Regions from separate parts of the Homo sapiens genome. Here region 1 is linked to region 2. A link is a loop called in an ENCODE intact Hi-C map of the cell type or tissue named here. Cell type or tissue: HepG2. All regions are shown on one strand. Region 1 has its middle 25 kb from the start of MYBPC1. Region 2 overlaps CHPT1 (choline phosphotransferase 1).

Evidence for each region. A loop is a pair of places that touch in the nucleus more often than their neighbours do. Peaks named below come from ENCODE experiments on the same cell type or tissue, not always from the same donor. Only the 100,000 strongest peaks of a DNase experiment are listed, where the experiment ranks them.
Region 1: a loop joins it to region 2, with 5 times the contacts of the local background. A loop is called at or near these places in 2 of 110 quality-filtered maps.

What each region holds. Positions count from the first base shown.
Region 1 is chr12:101,569,047-101,571,546 of GRCh38, forward strand. No RefSeq gene overlaps it. Among named protein-coding and RNA genes, the nearest start is that of MYBPC1, 25 kb to the right of the region's middle. In HepG2, a CTCF peak has its summit at 1,154 (motif pointing right); a DNase peak (open chromatin) is centred at 1,195.
Region 2 is chr12:101,712,430-101,714,929 of GRCh38, forward strand. It overlaps CHPT1 (choline phosphotransferase 1), which reads left to right. Exons shown (of 9, transcript NM_020244.3): 2 at 1,661-1,808; 3 at 2,075-2,216. Among named protein-coding and RNA genes, the nearest start is that of CHPT1, 16 kb to the left of the region's middle. In HepG2, no CTCF peak of the experiment used is centred here; a DNase peak (open chromatin) is centred at 1,042; H3K4me3 peaks cover 1,159 bases.

The DNA of each region.
Region 1 (2,500 bases), 140 kb before region 2:
CAAACTAAAGTTTTTAGAAGAGTATAGGCCATTTTTACTTTAGAAATACAGCAAATTTAAATAATAAAATGTTATATAGATAAAACTTCTAAAACTTTTCATTTTCTTTTTAAAATTACTTTTGTCAGTTTCTTTTTTATCCTGGTTACAAGTGGTACACGGTATAAAAAATAAAAACTGTTACCAAGTTAATAAGTAATCCTCCATATTATTATTAACTATAGTAATAACTTTATGGGTTCTATTATAATCCTGGACTCTATCATAATACTGTTATATTACAGGATGTTATTATAATGCTGTTTTGCAATTTGCTTGTTTCCCTCAATGTATCTCAAACACATTACTCCATGTCAATATGTATAATTCTTATCATTTTGATGGTTATATGCTCCTTTGTTTGGGAGAGGGAAGTTTTTTTTCTTTTTTTTAATTTAATTTAATTTTTTATTTTATTTATTTATTTATTTATTTATTTATTTTGAGAAAGGGGCTCACTTTGTTGCCCAGGCTGGAGTGCAGTGGTGCTATTGCAGCTCACTGCAGCCTCAAGCTTCCAGGCTCAAATGATCATCCTACCTCAACCTCCCAAGTAGCTGGGGCGACAGACACATGCCACCTCACCTGGCTAATTTTTTTTTTGTTGTTGTTGTTGTTGAAATGGGGTATCACCATGTTGCCCAGGCTGGTCTTAAATTCCTGAGCTCAAGCAGTCCTCCTGCTTTGGCCTCTCAAAGTGCTGGGATTACAGGCGTGAGCCACCATGCCCAGTGCATATGTTCCTTTGTATGTACCATTTTAATGTACAGCAAATATGTATAATATATTTAATCAAACTCTCATTACTGGACTTTGGGCTTTTTTTAGCAATTGCAAACAGTGCCACAGTGAACATCCTTTTACATAACTTTACCACTTTGTGCACAGAGATTTGTAAAGTAAATTTTTAGAAATGGAAAAATAAGTTTCCAAATCAGGCTGGCGAATGGGTTAAGCAGCCTTTCCAACTTATCATGACCACAGGATGATCATTTGCATATCCTATAAATATCCATATATCTTGCAGACTGCATTGTCTGAAGAGACTGAATTTTGTTGGAAAAATGCAAAGTATGTTTTATTTTCAGTTTCCTCACCAGTAGATGGCACCTAGTCTTCCTTTATGATGGACTAAAATCCCCTCTAACTTCATTGCATTCCCAACATGTCAGTGAGCCTGCACTAACACGGCAATGACCACATCACATACAAATGCTCCTCTCTCATTCCCCTTATCCCATGTTTGTATTGTTCTAGTTCCAGGATGCTGATACTTTAAGCCCGAGGCTCTAACTTGAGCAGGAAGAGTTTATTTTGGGATGAAGAATCTTCCCCCATAGGAGGGCCTCTCAACCAGTGTCTCTCTTTCTCTGTCTTTAGAAACCAGGAAATTCTAGAGGAGAAAATTGGTTTTCTGCATCTGCAGAATGACTTCTTTCTCTTAAAAATATCAGACTCATATTTTGGCTGAATTTACTCCGTTTATAGAGGGGACTGCAGAGTTGCAAGGACTTTAAGGTTTTGTGTTGAGAGTGGTTTTAGTCAATTATATTAAGAAAATTACTCTTGAATATGTGAAGTTGATGGGATGAATATATACATAATGTCCATTTCATTAAAACTATAAATATGTGCATTAAAATGGCCATGGAGGAAGGCAGGAACTGCAGACTCTAAGTGGGAAAAACGTGATAACACATCAGTTTGTTTTGTGTTGTTCTCTATGTGCAGGTGTTAGTTTTCTTTAAAAAAGAAAGGCTGAGTGTAAGAGTTTAATATTCTTTATTTTTTATTTTACTTGTGGATTAATTTTTGAGACAGGGTCTAGCTCTGTCACCCAGGCTGGATTGCAGTGGTTCAATCATAGCTCACTGCAGCCTCAACCTCCTGGGCTCAAGCAATCCCCCTGCCTCAGCTTCCCAAGAAGCTGGGACTGTAGGCACATGCCACCATGGCCAGCTAATTTTTTTTTTTTTTTAATGTAGAGATGTTACACGCTATGTTGCCCAGGCTGGTCTTGAATTCCCAGGCTCAAGTGATCCTCCCACCTTAGCCTCCCAAAGGGCTGGGATTACAGGCATGAGCCGTCACACCCAGCCTGCCCTTTCTATAAATATGGATATGTCCTGACAGAGTTCTTGTCTCAAAGAACATTTCAAGCATGTGAGGCTTTCTCGGAGTAGATAAGAAAGACGAGCTTTTGGGTATGTTTGGAAAGGAAAAAATAACAAATTTATTATACATTTGGCCAACTATGCCATGTGTGAAAATTCTTTGAGTCCTCTGGGGAAGATTTTGTACCACCACATATGGGATTTGCTTATCATCACCATAGCCTGCAAAAGTATAGTTCTTTTAAAAAAATCCAGATCTGGTCGGGTGCAGTGGCTCATGCCTGTAATCCCAGCACTTTGGGAGGCCAAGGAGGGGGGATTACTTGAGGTTAGGAGTTCGAGACCAG
Region 2 (2,500 bases):
TAGGTTTATAGATTTCATCAACTTTGGACATTTTTCATCATTTATTTCTTCTTATATTTTTCGTGCCCCATCCGCTCTTTTCTCTTTCTAAGACTCTAGTTACATATGTGCTAGACTGCTTTCTGTTGTCCCACCACTCGCCGATGCACAGTTCAATTATTTTTAGTCGTTTTTCTTTCGTCATTTTGGATAGTTTCCATTGGTACATGCTTATTGATCTTTTCTTCTGTGGTGTTTAATATGCTGTTAATCTCACCCAGTTTATTTTACAATTCAAATATTGTAATTTTCATTTCTGGAGATTTCACTTGAGTCTTTTCTTCCATTTCTGTTTATAATTTTCCTGTTTTCCTCTACTTTCTTGAACATGTGGAGCATATTTATAATAACTATTTTGATATCCTCATCTGCTAATTCTATTACTTCTGTTCATATTGATTCTGATTGTATTCTGATTATATGGATTTTACTTCTAGTTGTCAATTATATTCTCCTGCTTCTTTGCATGACTGGTAATTTTTTACTGAATGCCAAACCTTGTGAATTTTACCTTTGGGATACTAGATTTTTTTCCCCTAAGATGTACTTTATGATGGCTGTAGTTAAGTTGCCAGGAATTACTTGGATCCTTTTGAGGCTGGATTTTAAGTTTTGTTAGGGCTGTCCAGAGAAGCCTTCAGTCTAGGGTTAATTTATGCCTGCTGGTAAGGCAGTACACTTCTGAGAACTTTACCCAATGCCCCAAGTATTAATGAGGCTTTCTGCTTTGCCTGGTGGGAACATGAATGTCCCAGCCATGTATGAGCTTTGAGAATTGTCTGACCTTCAACATTGCAGTGCTTCTCTCCCTGGCCTTTGTTAGTTTCATCTCATTCAGGCACAGATGAGTTCTCAGCCGAAGACGGAAAGATACCCTTCCGTAAGACGTCCACAACTTATGCTCCTCTCTCTGTGCAGCTCTGTCCTCTCAGGCACTCTGCCTCACAAATCCTAATTGCCTTGACCTTCCTGAACTTTGTGTTTCTCTTAAACACAGCATGATTGCTGGACTCTGTTCTGGTCATGGGACCTGCACTGTGGCCTGGAAACTGACTCTGGGAAGTTAGCTGGAGCAGTCGCAGGGCTCATCTCATTTGTTTCCCTTCTGTGAGGGATCACAAGCCTGCACTGCCTGTAATGTTTGAAAACTGTTTTTTGTTTTTTGTTTTTTTAAAAATATATTTTATTGCCTTTCTAGTTATATAAGGTGGGAGAGCAAATCTAGTCCCTGATACTCCATTGTGAATGGAAGCAGAGGTTGGCAGTTGGCCCCTAAGGTCTTTTTTCACAGCAAAAATTTAACTGAGTAATTTCAAATCTGTGGCATAATGCATAGTATTATATTAAAAGAGCCATGGATGTAAGAATCAAGATCAGGATCCTAATCCTTACTCAGTTGTTTAACTTTGTGTTTCTTACATTGTGGACTTCTGTGACCCTCTACCTAGATGACTTAAAGCAGTTAATTTGATTTCTCAATTTAATTCGCATCTGTAGAATGAGGGTTAGAAATGTTCTTTATAACACACGGGGTGCTACAAAGTGTGAAGCCTTAGGTTGAGCTATTTTCAGAAAGCTTATTATCACTTAACAATCTTTATTTTATTTACATTTTTTATAGGCACCATACTGGACATACCTTTTATGTGCACTGGGACTTTTTATTTACCAGTCACTGGATGCTATTGATGGGAAACAAGCCAGAAGAACAAACTCTTGTTCCCCTTTAGGGGAGCTCTTTGACCATGGCTGTGACTCTCTTTCCACAGGTAAATTAGTGGAGTTTTTTATTTTTTTATGATACCTTAAAAATAAAATGAACTGAGCTGTTTGGTCAGTTTTTTGGATGGATATACATTTGGGAGCAAATGTATGGAGTTGTTTAAAAAGTATGTCAAGAATTCATTTTGATAAGTGTACTTTATTTTAATGCCATGATTATTTCCTTAGAGCTCTGTATTTCTAAACAGCATAGGGCAATTATTTCATAAATTATTTTTAATTCTTAATGATTCTTAAACTTTGTTTCTTTCAGTATTTATGGCAGTGGGAGCTTCAATTGCCGCTCGCTTAGGAACTTATCCTGACTGGTTTTTTTTCTGCTCTTTTATTGGGATGTTTGTGTTTTATTGCGCTCATTGGCAGACTTATGTTTCAGGCATGTTGAGATTTGGAAAGTAAGTATGCTTTTTAAGTTGTACATTAAAAAATATAATTGAATTCATTTGCACAATCTGTTATGTCATTCATCGATAATAAGGAGAACAAATCTTCAATCAGTAACTTAAATTAATTCGTCGGAGTACTCATAAATGCTACACCTTAAGTCTTTTAGGTACTCTGCATGTTATAAATAGTTACATTATTTGATAATAATTTTATTTTTCTTCTCCTCTTCTCCAACTTAATCATTAGCCCAAGTTTACAATAGAGAGGATTAAAAGAAAATTAAGGGACCTGA